Linked DNA regions of Mus musculus: region 1 is linked to region 2. The links are chromatin loops, found by intact Hi-C in ENCODE. Cell type or tissue: heart. All regions are shown on one strand.

Region 1 (8,000 bases), 160 kb after region 2:
AAGGCTGGGGGAAGCTACTATGGGGGGGGGGGGGGCATCCTCAAAGTCTTCAAGACTACTTACTAATCTGTCTATTTACACTATTCCGCTCCTGTTCCACCATTTCTAACTTTTTGTTTTGTTTGGTTTGGTTTGGTTTTCGAGACAGGGTTTCTCTGTATATATAGCCCTGGCTGTCCTGGAACTCACTTTGTAGACCAGGCTGGCCTCGAACTCAGAAATCCGCCTGTCTCTGCCTCCCAAGTGCTGGGATTAAAGGCGTGTGCCACCATGCTCATTTCTAACATTTTTGGCGTCAGTGCATGTCATACCCAACCACTAAAAACTAGTTTAAGACAGGTCAACATAACTGTAGTCACTGAGTTACTAACCAGAGATACTTTGTTGGTGTAGTTTAAAAGGTTGCAGTCAGGAGGGAAGAGAAAAAGGAGAGAGGGAGAGCGAGCGTGGATTATACTATTACTGTAACCTGTAGTGTCTAAGTATCCTCAAGAAGCCACAGCAAGGACAGTCAGGACCAAGTCCTTCCATCCCTCGCCCATTTGGGCAGCGGGCCCGCGCCTGCGCACTCAGGACCGGTATAGGCCCCGCCCATCTACGTCACCAGTTTTTCCGAGAAGAAGCTCGCACTGCGTCTGTCCGCACCATTTTGTGTTGGGAGATCGTCGTAATCGTTTGCAGACTTCTCGCCGTCGCCTTGTAAGCTTTGTCTTCGCCTTGCAAGCTTTGTCTTCAGGGTTGGAAAGGTAAGACGCGGTGTCTGTCAGGGCCTTTCCTTGTATCTTCCCGCCGCCTCCAAGGACCCCGCTGCGGCTCTTCACGGCGGAGCCACGCGAAGGGGCTCTGTGCCCCGGCTGCGGAGCTCTGGCCGCTGGCTTCTGCGTAGGCGGGGACGATGCCCGCAGGCTCCGCGTCCCGAGGAGGGCCGGCCGACTGCAAGAGCCCGAGCTGCCGCGGCGGGACCTAAGATGGCGGTAGGGGGAAGGCCGCGCTCGTCCTTCGCCATGGCGGCGCCAGGGCGCGGCCTTCGCTTGGACTCGGTCGGTCCTGGTTTTGCTCTCGGCGGTGGCACGGCGCAGGTTTTGGTGCTGTTTTTCTTTATATTTGAAGCGAAAGGTCTTGGTAACCAGGCCGGCCCCACACGCTGCGGTCGCTGATCTTGTTAGAGATGGGCGCTGCGGGGACAGCGTCACAGCAGGCTGTCACCTCAGTTCTGTGTAGTTTCCGCCTTCGACGAAGAAAAGAATTTCAGAGGCGGTCGATAGATAGCGAAGTCGAGCATAATGAAAACGAGGCACACCGGGACAGCGCTTGTGAGAGCGAGGAACAAGTGATTTTTAAGAAGGTTTAGGATTTACTTAGGTTTTGTAACATTAAAACTCAAGACGGCCGGGCTGTACTGCCTGTCGCTCGCCTTTTAATCCCCTTTGAGCCTGTCTCAAAAAAAAAAAAGTTATAGAAAATTTCCTTTGTAAACAAAGTTGTAACGGGGGAGTTGTTTACCTTTAGGAAACAGGAGGGGAACACCCTAAGATTGTACGTCACTTCCGCTCTGAACAGCTTTATTTTCAACATCATGGCCTGTCCTGTACAGTTAAGTAGAGTGGCTTTATTGGTGGAGCCCGAATTTTGTTGACTCGGCATAAAAGGCGCGCCTGTTACCTTCTCAGGCTTTCCTCCCATATTTTCATAATTTTCCCAGTCTCCCTCTGCTAGCAGTAAGAGTGTCAGCGGGGACCGTGGGCATTTACTTGACGGTGAATTGGGAATTGAGGTCATCTGCTGAGCAGCTTTTTTTTTTTTTTTTTTTTTTTTTTAATAGCTGTAAACAAACACTTCATAACATCCAAACTGGTATTTTACCAAAAACAAACAAAACACTTTGGGGGCGGGGGCTGTTCCAGACAGGGTTTCTCTGTATAGCTCTGGCTGTCCTGGAACTCATTTTATAGACCAGGCTGGCCTCTTACTCAGAAGTCCGCCTGCCTCTGCCTCCCGAGTGCTGAGATTAAAGGTGTGCACCACCACGCCCAGTTAAAAAAAAACTTCTTAATTAGGGTCACTTGTGGTTACGTTGGTCGGAGACTTGGTTTGGGTAGAAATTGAACCTTGTGAACCTGTAAGTTGAACTTCTGAAAGAGCTGTCATACATTTTTCTTAAGTTTTAACCTTTTTCACTTAAGGTTTTAAACCTTTTTCACTTAATATGAATTTGGGCATTGTGAAAACAAGGTGAAAAAAAATCTGGCCGGGCATGGTGGCGCACACCTTTAATCTCAGCATTTGGGAGGCAGAGGCAGGTGGATTTCTGAGTTTGAGGTCAGCCTGGTCTACAAAGTGAGTTCCAGGACAGCCAGGGCTACACAGAGAAACCCTGTCTCGAAAAACCAAAAAAAAAAAAAAAAAAAATCTGTGAATAAAGTTTACATTGCAGAATCTGAGGCAATGCAATAATTTTTATGATTGCAGACAGTTGACTAAAATTTTAGAACTTTGATTTTAAACAAAACGTTAATGCTGGGGGTCACATGCATTTTATCCCAGTACTCCAGAGGCAAGAGGCAGGTGGCTCTTTGAATTCAAGGGCAACTTGGTGCACATAGTTAGAGCTACTCTATATTGAGGCTGTCTGGGGAGGGGAAAGATGGAAACTAATGGGAGTTTGCAAAGAAACATTTACTACTGAACATCACAGAACTACAGTTTAACTGGTAAAATTTGTCTTTCATAGATGAGACATTCAAAGAGAACTTACTGTCCTGACTGGGATGAAAGAGACTGGGATTATGGAACATGGAGAAGCAGCAGCAGTCACAAAAGAAAGAAGAGATCACATAGCAGCGCCCGTGAGCAAAAGCGCTGCAGGTACGATCACTCCAAAACGACAGACAGGTAAGAAAGGCGGTTATGGGCTGGGAAGATAGCTTAGCTGGTACTTAAGCTTGGCAGAGGACAGTTTGGCTCCCAACACTTCAGACACACTACCACTAACCTGTAACTCAGCTCCAGAGGACCTGATGCCCTTTTCTGGCACTCCTTAGTATACTACCTATACACACACACACACACACACACAATTAAAAATTCATCTTTACAAGGCATATAAAGTACTGCAATATAAAAGTAGATTTATACTGGGAGAGTAGCTCAGATATAGAACGTTTGCCTACCGTGTATAAAATCCTGGGGGCCATATATAATGATATACTTAGAATTGCTTAACTGCATAATCTGGAGATTTGTGGAAGGACTGTAGTCCAGTGGTAAAATGCCTATCTTGGTCAAACGTGTTGAGTTCAGTTCTCTACATTGCAATTGTTTGGTGTAGCTGTAAAACAAACTTTTTTTCTCCTCTAGCTATTATCTGGAAAGCAGATCCATAAATGAGAAAGCTTATCATAGTCGACGCTATGTTGATGAATACAGGAATGACTACATGGGCTACGAGCCAGGGCATCCCTATGGAGAACCTGGAAGCAGATACCAGATGCATAGTAGCAAGTCCTCTGGTAGGAGTGGAAGAAGCAGTTACAAAAGTAAACACAGGAGTCGCCACCACACTTCGCAGCACCATTCACACGGGGTATGAGTGCCTTTTAAACGTTCTGAAAGGTTTTATTTCCCATGGAGAACAGGAAACAGTTTTGTGTTTGAGAAAATTTCAAGATAAAAGTCATCACAACTCTACCTTGCAGGAGTATTCTTTTAGTATTTGTGTATTACATAAGAAATTCATGAAAATAGTGATATTTAGTTCTGTAATGATAGGAAAGATTGTCTTAATGCTATTCCAAGAAATACTATTTTGATAAATTGTCAGTTTGTTCCAAGGAATTAGGTATTTTTGTGTTAGGGTTAGTTATGACTTATTAACATGTGTAAATTTTTTTCCTCATTAAGTTACAGATTTGAAGTTAGTGTTTTCATGTATTAATTTGGAAATCTATCAGATAACATTTTAAATGTTATAGTGTTATATACCTTTTTTTTCCCTTCCCAAATTAGGGCTATCATTTTATTTACTATTTTAATATATATTTTCTTTATTAGTTAGGCCAAATCTTAATTTGGCCACAGGGTACTAAAGTAAATACTACATTCTACAGTTTTGTAGTATGAATTTAGGACACTATGTTTGAGTGAATGCCACAGATAAGTTTTGTTTTGTTTTTTAAGAAGAAAAGCAAATGTGTTTATGTTTTGTTGACTTACCACTTTGAGTATCTTATCTGAAAATCTGTTCCTTGCCATGTTTTTCTCCTGTTAACATAAACTATGTGCCCTGTGAATTTCTGGGGACTGAATTTGAAATTGCTCCTGCCAACCGTTTGTGGCCTGGCGTGTATCTGAATATCTCCCCGCTGAATGAATTTCGTATTCTGCCCTGAATTCACTCGGGTGTATTGATTGGCTGGATGATGTTGGTGCTGGTGCCGCCCACTTGACGTGTCCAGAAGAGTCACCGAAGGAAAAGATCGAGGAGTGTAGAGGATGATGAGGAGGGTCACCTGATCTGTCAGAGTGGAGACGTACTAAGTGCAAGATGTATAGAATATTTTTCAACACTTATTTACTTTTCAGATAACATAATCTATATGTATATATAGATTAAAGTTTCAGGGATTTGGAAATCTTTTTCTTTCTTTTTTTTCTTTTTTTTTTTGCTTTCATTTCTTTTGGTGGGAGGGGATTGTCTTTGCTTTCTTTGAAGTTTTAATATTAAATTCCACAGCAGTAAATCAAGTTAATGAAATTAGTCTGAGAATGAAATTAGATCTAAGAATAGTTGTATGTTTTTTGGATGGTGTTGGCTGATAAGTAATTAATGATAAGGAAATTTGCAGCATCACCTAGAATAATCTGCATTGATAATACTTATAAGTACATTGTTCTCATTTCCTGTTATGAATAATAATTATTCCTCTTTTTTAGATGAAATTGTTGATACTTTAGGTGAAGGTGCTTTCGGAAAAGTGGTGGAATGCATCGATCATAAAGTGTAAGTTTCCCTATTTTTTTCTTTTTTTGGTTTTTCAAAACAGTTTATTTGTGTAACATCCCTGCTTGTCTTGGAACTCACTTTGTAGACCGACCAGCCTGGCCTAGTGCTCAGATTGACCTGCCTCTGCTTCTAGAATGCTTTGGAATGTTTTTGAGACAGCGTCTAACTTTGCAGGCCTGGAGCTCTCACAGAGATCTACTTGCCTCTTTGAGTGTTGGGATCAAAGGTGTACAACATCGAACCTGGCCTCTTGGTTTTTTGTTTGTTTGTTTGGTTTTGGTTTTTTGAGACAGGGTTTCTCTGTGTAGCCGTGGCTGTCCTGGAACTCACTCTGTAGATCAGGCTGGCTTCACTCTTGTATTTTTTTAAACAAAACCAACTAAATAGTATTTGCAGCTTCCTGGCTGGAGAAGGGACAGAGAGTTTTAATTCCTAGCACCAATGAGTATGAGACTTGTTTTTTCTTTTTTCTTTTTTGGTTTTTCGAGACAGGGTTTCTCTGTGTAGCTCTGGCTGTCCTGGAACTCAATTTGTAGACCAGGCTGGCCTCGAACTCAGAAATTCGCCTGCCTCTGCCTCCCAAGTGCTGGGATTAAAGGCGTGCGCCATCACGCCCGGCTGTTTTTCATTAGATGAATTGTCATGACAGAGCTGGGTGTCATAGGTGTGATTATTCGGGTCCATCAAGCTTCATTAGTGCTTTTCACACCACTCAACCCATGTTGGTGATCAGACCTAGGGATTCAACATGCTAATGACAGTGATTTTTATTTCTAATTGTGTGTGCACTCATGCATAGGAGTACAGAGGCCAGAAGAATGTGTCCAGGATGCAGGTGGTTGTGAGTTGGGCTGCCTGGTGCAGATACTGGGAGTTGAATTCTGGACTTCTGTAAGACCAGTACATGGCTGTTTTTGTGTTTTCTCTGTATCTTTATTTTTTATACTTTGGAATAAATGAAACTTTTTTGAGGGACTTGCTGGGGACCTGCCAGTAGTCTACTAAGGGCATGAAAACTTTTAATACAGTTTAAAGCTTAGGCCTTTAGCAGAGGCAGTCTCCCAGCTGCTCTTTACTTTGTTTCTTCTGGTTTTTCCAGACAGGGTTTCTCTGTAGCCCTGGCTGTCCTGGAACTCAATTTGTAGACCAGGCTGGCCTCGAACTCAGAAATCCTCCTGCCTCTGCCTGTCAAGTGCTGGTATTAAAGGCATGTGCCACCACTGCCAGGCTCAGCTGCTCTTTACTTAACCTGACTATTCTAGCACTTGTCCTGCCAGCAGGCTATCTGTTTACCTACCTATTCTGTTCCCTTCAGTGTCCTTTACAATTCTGCTTTTGAGTCTCAAACCTCTCTGGCTGCTCTGCCTTGGTACTTCTTGCCCTAGCTATTGGCAGTCAGTTCTTTATTACAGTTAGCAGGGAGACAGCACGTGATACATCTCTTAGATTGGTGATACATCTCTTAGATTGCCTTTAGGCAGGTAAGGAAGGACAAAGGTTACAAATTGAAAACCCAGTGATGAGAAAACCTGGTGATGAGCCATAGAGATGACAGTACCAAAATTCTGCCAGCATTGAGCTCTGTGCCAGTACAGAATTAACAGTTGAAAATACAAACACCTTAATACTATAAATACTTGTATGTGTTTAGTTCTGGGAAAAGTCCATGGGACCTTGTTCATCTAAAGCAACCACTTTGATCAGCTATACATTTTCTGCCCCAAGAGTAGCAAAAACTTTCTAAATGAGTTGAGTTGAGACCTAGCACCAACTTTTCTGATAACCTGGAACAAAGATTTGAGATAGTATTTGACACAGTGGTGGGCAATATAGGAAACAAACTGCATTTGTTTTGAGTCTTAGAAAACAGGTTGAGGGGTTGGAGAGATGGCTCAAGTGGTTAAGAGAACGGACTGCTCCTGAGTTCAAATTCCAACAACCACATGGTGGTTCACACCATCTGTAATGAGATCTGACGCCCTCTTTTGGTACTTAGATATAATAATAAATCTTTTTTAAAAAAAGAAGACAGATTGAGATAGTGTTTTTTTTTTTTTTTTGGGTTTTTTTTTTTTTTTGGTTTTTTTTTTTTTTTTGGTTTTTCGAGACAGGGTTTCTCTGTATAGCCCTGGCTATCCTGGAGCTCACTTTGTAGACCAGGCTGGCCTCGAACTCAGAAATCCGCCTGCCTCCACCTCCCTAGTGCTGAGATTAAAGGTGTGCACCACCACTGCCTGGCATCTATCACCTTTTAAAACTTACTTTTATTTTCTTTAACAGGGGAGGTAGACGTGTAGCAGTAAAAATAGTTAAAAATGTGGATAGATACTGTGAAGCTGCTCAATCGGAAATACAAGTTTTGGAACACTTGAATACAACAGACCCCCATAGTACTTTGTAAGTATCACATTAAAACTTGAAATAGAGAGGTTTGAATTGTAAGCCCTATTATTGAGTTGTTTTGTTTTTTTAACGTGTTTATAGCCGTTGTGTCCAGATGTTGGAGTGGTTTGAGCATCGAGGTCACATTTGCATTGTGTTTGAACTTCTGGGGCTTAGTACTTATGATTTCATTAAGGAAAACAGTTTTCTGCCGTTTCGAATGGATCATATCAGGAAGATGGCATATCAAATATGCAAATCTGTAAACTGTAAGTTCTTGATATTTCTTGTAAAATTTGAGTTTGAGACTAATGTCAGACTAATTTGGATCTTTAAAAAAAAGAATCTGGTGGGACTCTAGGGACTCTAGCTCAGTGACAGAAATGAGGCCTTTTTGTTCTGTCCCCATGACTACAGAAGACTAGAAGATGAGATCTACTGTGGGATTTAAAAGCCTAGCCTGAGAGTATATACAGACTAATTGGGGGATTGGATGCTGATTAAGTTAGCAAGCTTGTTAAGAGTGGTTTAAAAGGTCAGGGGATGGTAGACACCTTTAACTCCCCAGCATTTCCAAGGCAGAGGCAGGCGGATCTCTGAGTTCAAGGCTAGCAGG
Region 2 (8,000 bases):
TTGGTATGTAGCCAGGGAAACTTTGAACTCTTACTCCTTCTGTCTCTGTCTCCCAACTGCCAGGAGTACAAGCCTGTGCATCATGCTGGGCTCCTATTTTTAAGAGTATTTCTTTAAAGTCATGTGTGGTGTGTGTGTGTGTGTGGATGTTCATGCAGAGGTCAGAGGGCAACCTAATCCAACTGGTTCTCTCCTCTTCCACAGAATGAGCGAGTTCTACTGCACTGAGGGCTCAACAACAGGAAATTATTTCACCTTTAGAACTGTCCGTTTAAGAACAGAAAAAAAAAAGGATTCAACCATGAATGAACACATAATTATGGAAAATTTAAATGCTATCTGCCTATGTCAGAAGTGAACTCAAAAGTTTGGTGATGATCAACCTTCACTAACGATGGCTTGTTCTATCTAGCACTGGGGAAATGTTGACTTGCTTTCCCTAAGGAAGAAGAATGTTACATCCATTACATATAATTTTACAGTTTATCAGGGATTTTCAAGGGTGTATCTCAAATTTCCCTCATTTAAAAACTGAGATGACCATTAAAATATGGGAAAATACAAATGAACTGCTATTACTTTAGTATCCAATCCTTAATCCTAGGATTATGCAGTAGTCTTGATTTTGTGACTTGCTCTTTTTCACTTAAGCACTGTGTCGTAAACACTTATATTTGGGAAACCGTACTTAAAATACAAGCTTGTGAAGCAACCGTTGCAATTATTTCTTCTAGTTTTAAGTATTTTCGGGTCTGAGCTGTTCTTTACCCTATTCAAATACAACCCAAAAAGCCAGGAGGCGAGGAGTACATTGCATCTGGTAGCGGCGGTTTAAAACATCTCTGGGATTTAACAACCATCGTAATTCTCAAGACATCCTTCATCCGCCTCAACACAGCCCAGCAAGAACCTTGCAGCGGCGCTCCCTAGCTAGATCCCGGATCTTCTCCCGGTCTTATCGGATCCCTTCAGCCCTCTCCACTTCTGCATTCCCTGGATAAAGTTTAGATTATGCGTAATCCAGAAGTCTCCCACCAGCTCCCTAAATTACCTGACAGCAATCTGACCTCCCGGGACACTCAATATTCAACCTTACAGCCGGAGACAACCGGAAACGGACGTTGTTTCCTCTAGTTTCTTACGACAGGAAAATGGGGGAGATGGTAAACGTTCCGGTACTGGCGCAAGGCTCCCAGACAACGTAGAGATGACATGAAGGAGCCTGGAAGTAGAGATTATTTCCCACACTTTGCAGCTGGAGTCTGCTTGAGGTAGAAGATATTGAGGAGAAGGACGATAAAGCCGTGTTTGTCTTGCTCCAGGACGGAATCTTTAGGCGGAGCACCGAGAGGCGGGCCAAAGTCATAGCGCAGCCAATGAGAGCGGTTGTTATTAAGCGCGTGGGCCCACTCAATGAGAAGGCTGGTTGTTATGCTGCAGTTGGCAGGCTGCTGCGGGAGGCGGTGGCGGTGGCGGTGGCGGTAGGAAGCCTGAGGCTGCGGGGTGACAGGTAGGCGGCGGTGCTGTCTTGGGGGGGTTGCGGGGGGGGGGGCGCACGGTGCCGGGTGAAGAGGAATTTCTCCTCCGGCTTCGGACGCCGTAGTCGGGAGCTGACGAAGGTGAAGTGGGAAGGCAGCAGGACTGTTGGATCCGAAGCCCTGCAGACCTGGGAGCAAGCTCGGGAGGGTCGTGAGGAGAAGGCGTCTGCCGAGGCGGCTTGGGGATGAGTGTTGTGGGGCAACTTGGGGCCCTAGCAAGGGCGTTAGGGTGTCGGTGGCGCGGGCTGAGGCGGGAAGGAGGCGGGAGCAAGACACAGGTAGTGAGGGCTGAAGGGATGTCTTGCAAGAAGCCTCAGGTAAGAGAAGGACGTGGTATTGCAGACACCTGCGTGAAATCCTAGGTGTTCTTAGGGCCGTTTGCTGGGATGGGGAGAGGTGCGGAGAAGAAAGATATTTATTGGTGGTCAGCTCTAGAAATTGGTGGTTGTACATTATGTAACCCATGGCAGTTATTTTTCCAAGTAACTCGACTGACCCTGGTAGAAGAAGAGCTCTGCAACCCATTGATGTATCTGAGCACTTTGTTCTTGTTGGCTCCAGCGTTCTCTCTACCGAGGCAGGGTCTGTAGGAGGAGGACAGCGTGAAGGCAAGAGTAGTCACGAAGCGCTTATCCCAAATATGGACTTTGGTTGCGAGACAACACGATGTTAGCTTTAGAGGAATGTTGTCAGATTCGTGTTTTGTAGTACAGGAATTTGCTTTGCGGCTTTAACCTTCAGAAAAGTGGAGAGCCTTTTAAATCTATAGACGAAGATAAATGTAGATTAGAAAATGAACAGTAAATTGGTAGACAACTCGCCCCCAGTGTTAAGGACTGTGAAAATAAGTTGGGAATCTTAGCAGAGGAGTGTCAACTTTTAAGTGATTTCCCTTGTTAAGTCTAGGAAGCTAGTTGTGAGTTATGCCTTAGGCTTAAAAAAATAAGTTCGTTGAATGTCATGGACATAGATAAAATTTATGTACAAATTTAAAACTATTTTGTTTTGAAAAGTCTTTTAAATCCACGGTTTGAATGGTGAAATACAGTCCTAAACAAATCCCTGTCGGCGAATATTGTGGAAGGGCACTTTTATAACTCATTGGAAAAATATCTTTAAAAAGTAGCACTATAAATTATTAAAATGTAAGAGGCCTGAGATGCTGCCGTCAAGTTAGACGATGAGGACAAATGTATCCAGGAAGTATATTGTCTTTCTGGGCTTGTTATTTAACTACATGTTAGAAAAACTTTCTAAGATGTAATCTTTTTCTACTATTGATCATTTATACATAAATATTTATACATATACATAACATAAACATACATATACATAAACATTTATGCATATACATATAAAGCTAGAATTTTTCTCTCAAAATATTGTTTGAGTAGAAATGGGTCATTAGTATTTGTTTTGAAATGTCCAGCACACTGAGGTATTTGTCAGTGCTTTAAATAAAAAAATTTAAATGATACTGGTGTTTTATTGCTTGTCTTTTATCTTTTTACAAGAATAATGGTATTTTGGTCACAAAGAAAGCTTACATTTTGCTTTAGGTGAAATTCTATAGTGCTTTACATACAAAAAATACGGTGTTTACATATTGAAAACAAATATTTGCCTTTAGGTAGTTTGATTTAAGAGAGAGCATGTGTGTTTCTGTGTCTCTCTTATGTAACCAGCCCACTCTGTTTGAGAGAACTAATGGTTGATTTTCAGTGGCCAGTAGGTGTCATTGTAGAATGCCATAAATTGAACACTTGAGTAGGGAATTACCAAAGAGTTTAAAAAACAGTCCCAAATTGGCTTCTAATAGGATCTGGATGATTATTTATAAATCATAGAGATTCTGTCTTTTGAAAGATTTCAGTGTCAAAACTATTTGTAAGTGATTTGACACACTAATTGTAAGGAAATATTTTTGCTTGTTTCAAAATGGTTCTTGAATGTTTTGCTTCTTAATATAATCTTTAATCAATCTCTCTCTCTCTCCCCCTCCCCTCCCCTCCCCTCCCCCCCCTCCTCCCCCCTCCTCTTTCTCTCCAGACAGTCACTATGTAGAGTGGGCTGTCCTTGAATTCATAGATATCCACGCACCTTGCCTCCTGAGTACTGGTGCACCACCACAGCCAGTCCTTAAAGTCTTTCTTAATAGCTAGTATTGATTTGTTTCACTGCTGGTAGTTCACAATTTTTACTTCTTATTGTAATATATTAAGGTCTAGAATGATTTTCAGTCTGACTGAGCTTTATTATAGAAAAAAAAGTACTACATAGTTAAAGTTAACTGCTTTCCATGAAACATTTTTTTTAAATGATATGGGCAGAAACCTCAACCAAGTTGTACTGTCAACAAAAATAATATTTTGTTGTTCTTTTAATGCCAGAACAGATTGTGTGTGTGTGTGTGTGTGTGCGTGCTTCATTGCTTGTTGCTTTTCCCCGCCTCCGGAATATTTTCCCCTATATATTTCTGTAGACTATATACTTTTCTCACTATAGGAACTGAATATTTCTTAGTGTCTAAAATGTAGTATAGTGGATTCCAGTGAGGGCTGGCACAGAAATCTATGAAGGTGGTTTACACCTACTGTAATGGAGCTCATTGCTGCCACAGTCTTCTGATGAGCTTGTCCTTTTTCTAGGTCTGTTCCTTATGCTTGCCATAATATAATTGTTTTTAAAAGGAGGGGGCTTTGAGGGGTTAGGGAGATGGCTTAGCAGGTATAGCACCTGCTATGCAAGAATTTGGATCCCCAGGACCAACATATATGCCAGATGGGCATTGATGGCCATTCCATAATCCCAGCACTTAGCGAGGCAGAGTTGGGGACCCACCGGTGCAAGCTGACGAGTTGGCCTAGTCACATTGGCAAGCTTTGGATTCAGCTGAACATACCTCAGTGTATATAAAAGTGCAGAGTGCATGAGGAAGACACCGAATCAACCTCTGGCCTTTATATAATATACACCTGCACATATGTTCACCCCTACACAGCAGCCACACCACGTGCACACAACCACACATGCACACTACTGATGAAAGAGTTGGATCTAATTTTGAGATTCCTCTATGCAGAAAGAGATTTTAAAATAGTCCAGGAAGCTTTTTAGTTCGTAAAAAAGGACACACAGAGATATTTTTTTATCTGAACTTCGCTTTAATCTTAAAGGTGGAATGTGAAGGAGGTAGGTGCGTTTGGAGGGAGGACCCTGAATGACTTGCTTTACATCTGAACTTCACTTTAGAACCTTTGATCTAACTCAGCTCCTGTCACTTGAGGGTGTGAGCCAGTAACAGCAGCTTTAGCTGAGTGAACCAGCTGCCAAATCTACCAGGATTTTATAGCTCAATAAACTGTTTGTATTTAATGTCATAGCTAGAGTAGTTTTCTAGCCAGAAGTTGAAGTTGCCAAAAATAAAAATGTGCTGAATGTTTTGGTTTGAATTAGTTTCTTCTTGGCAGTTAACCACTTTCCATAAGTCAAGCAATTTCTTTTTACAAATTAGTCCTATACTAATTAATTAAAAGATATTTATTTATTCATCTTATTTTTCTCATGTGTCAGAAAGCTATATTGTCTTAGAGTTAAATGAAAATTTAGAAATAAGAATTTCAAGTTTAGCTGGCTGGTGGTGGCACACACATTTAATCCCAGCACTTGGGAGGCAGAAGCAGGCTGATCTTTCTGAATTCTAGGACAGCTAGGGCTATACAGAGAAACGCTGTCTTGATTAAATAATTTTCAATAAAACATTGATATATAGGTATTCACTCAATGATATGTAGTAAACTTAGAATTGCAAATCTTTTGACCTTGACCTAGGTCAAGTTTAGAAACTTAAGTACTTTAAGCCTAATGTTTAGAGATTTGGCTGTTTTGAGACACATATTAGAAAAACTAAATAGGAATGAGTATAAATCCAAATGTGTAATATTTTAAATGGTATGATTTAATTATTTATAAAGCTGTAATGTTTAGGTTTGAGGATTAGCTGCCAAAATAATAGTTATATATTGTGGTAAAAGGCACTGATATAGAATGGTAAAGATGGGTCACCAGGTAGTCATTTTGCTGTAGAGTAACTGTAACCATCAAAAAATATATGCCATTGTCCATCACATGAGTGGCTGACTTTTTTATTTCTCTCTCTCTCTTCTTTTTTCCCTTTTCCTTTTTTTTTTTTTTTTTTTTTTTTTTGATATGTATCACTGTGTGGCTCTGGCTGGCTTATGAATTCATAAATATCCTGCCCTTTCCAAAGTTGGCATAACAGGTGTCACTGCCATACATGGCTATATTTTCTCTCTTATCATCTTATTAATGTACTGAAGCTAGACTCCTGATGTTATCTTTCTTGTTTGCTTTTGCTTTTGGGTTAGCTTCACTATTAGTCCAAGCTGGATTTATCTCTGCTTTCTGAATGATGGGATTACAAGTGTGCTTCTATCTAGCTCTGTAATGTTTCCTTTAACGTTTTATTAACGGGACCAGAAATGTAGCCTAGTCAGTAGAATGTTTGGCTGGATTCAATTCCTAGTACATCATAAACCAGACATGGTTGCATACACCTATGAACTCAGAGTTTAGTTACATAGGTTTGAAGTCATCCTAGGTTACATGAGACCCTGTTACCTCTTATTGAAGAAATCCTTGGTTCTTTTTAAAAATGATTTGTGCTGGACAGTGATGGTGCAAGCCTTTGATCCCAGCACTCAGGAGGCAGAGGCAGGTGGATTTCTGAGTTCTGGTCTATAGAGTGAGTTTCAGGACAGGCAGGACTACACAGAGAGAAACCATGTCAAACCAAAACAGAAAAACAAAACAAAACAACAACAACCCTGATTTACTACTTTGTGTGCACATGTGCTTTTTATAGGGGAAGCGTATGGTTGAAGGACAACTTTGAAGTTCTTTTCTTCCATTGTGGGCCCTAGGGGATTAAACTCAAGCTTACATGGAAAGCACTTTTTATCCTCTGAGCCATTTCATTGGCCAGAAGTCATTGGTTCTATTGGCCTTTTCTTCTGTTTTATCATTTACTTAGTTTTGTTTGGAGTAAGGATCTCATGTCCTAAATACTGGTCTAAGTATTTCATTTATTTAGTGTGTATTTGTATATTGATACATGTGGGCTCACATATAGCACATGTGTAGAGGTGAAGGGCCAATTTTGGCAAGTTGGCTCTCTCCTTTTACCATGTGGGTTCTGAGGATTGAACTCAGTTTGTTAGACTTAATAGTTAGTACCTTCACCTACTGAACTATCTCACCTGCCCCATTTTCATTTTTCAATCAACACATAGTTATATGAATTTATGGGGTACTATATGATACACACACACACACACACACACACACACACACTACACATAAATAACATTCAAATCAGGGTGACCTTTTTCAACTCCTCAGATATTTGTCTTTTGTATAAAATGATGAGAACAAGAGGCAGGCGAATTTCTAAGTTGGAGGCCAGCCTGGTCTACAAAGTGAGTTCCAGGGCAGTCAGGGCTACACAGAGAAACCCTGTCTTGAAAAATTAAAAAAAAAAAAAAAAAGGTGAGAACATTCAAAACCCTAGCATTTTTTTGAAATATGGATAATTGCAGTTATCTGTACTCATCTCACTATGAACAGAACATCAGAATTTTTGCACTTTATTAACAGTATCTATTAACTAACTTACTCCTATCCCTTCCTCCTACATTCCCAACCTCTTGTAACCACTGCTTTACTCTTTACTTCTATGAGATCTAATTTTAAAGATTGTATATATGAATGGGATCATGTGATATTTGTCTTCCTGATACTAACATTTACAATGATGTACTACAGGTTTGTCCGTGTTGTCACTGATGACAAGATTCCATCCTTGAACACAATAAAACTTGGTCTGTGTGTGTGTGTGTGTGTGTGTGTGTGTATCACATCACGAGCTTTATTCATTCAGCAGTTAGTGGACAGTTATTTTTTAGCTATTGTGAATTGTACTACAATGAACATGGGATATCAGTGTCTCTTAATACTGATTTCTATTCCTTTGGATTTATACCCAGTATTGAAGTTTATTAGATTGTCAGATGTCTTCTTTTATGATTAAAGACAGTGAAACACTGCATATTTGTGTTTTATACTATCGGGTTATGCAATCCTTTTTGTAGGTCTGGAGTAAGCCACAGAGGGACCAGGTTATGTTCCATTTTCTTTAAGAATATAAAACAGTCTAGAGGCTAGGGATGTAGTTTGTCAGTAGTGCATTATAGACATGTGTGCTGAAGAGCCCTAGGTCAGTGTGAACAATGTGAGTAGAGAATTTCCATTAATGACTTAATCTCTGTAAGAATTTATGAAAAGTTTTGCTAAGACATCAAGTAAGAACTTAAAAGCATGGGGCTGGCAAGATGACTGTGGATGAAGGCTCTCAACTCCAAGCCTGATGACCTGAGCTCAGTC

The links. Hi-C counts contacts between places; a loop is a spot of excess contacts. Peaks named below come from ENCODE experiments on the same cell type or tissue, not always from the same donor. Only the 100,000 strongest peaks of a DNase experiment are listed, where the experiment ranks them.
Region 1: a loop joins it to region 2, with 3 times the contacts of the local background. A loop is called at or near these places in 1 of 42 quality-filtered maps.

What each region holds. Positions count from the first base shown.
Region 1 is chr1:58,416,666-58,424,665 of GRCm38, reverse strand. It overlaps Clk1 (CDC-like kinase 1), which reads left to right and starts at 578. Exons shown (of 13, transcript NM_001042634.2): 1 at 578-746; 2 at 2,732-2,892; 3 at 3,358-3,583; 4 at 4,455-4,545; 5 at 4,933-4,999; 6 at 7,283-7,399; 7 at 7,487-7,653. The coding sequence starts at 2,732. In heart, a CTCF peak has its summit at 3,553; DNase peaks (open chromatin) are centred at 585, 1,055 and 1,575; H3K4me3 peaks cover 2,693 bases; H3K27ac peaks cover 1,616 bases.
Region 2 is chr1:58,579,722-58,587,721 of GRCm38, reverse strand. Fam126b (family with sequence similarity 126, member B) reads left to right here and starts at 1,389. Exons shown (of 13, transcript NM_001310598.1): 1 at 1,389-1,510. It overlaps Ndufb3 (NADH:ubiquinone oxidoreductase subunit B3), which reads right to left and starts at 1,325. Exons shown (of 3, transcript NM_025597.3): 1 at 1,052-1,325. In heart, CTCF peaks have their summits at 1,501 and 3,267 (motif pointing right); a DNase peak (open chromatin) is centred at 1,401; H3K4me3 peaks cover 2,421 bases; H3K27ac peaks cover 1,583 bases.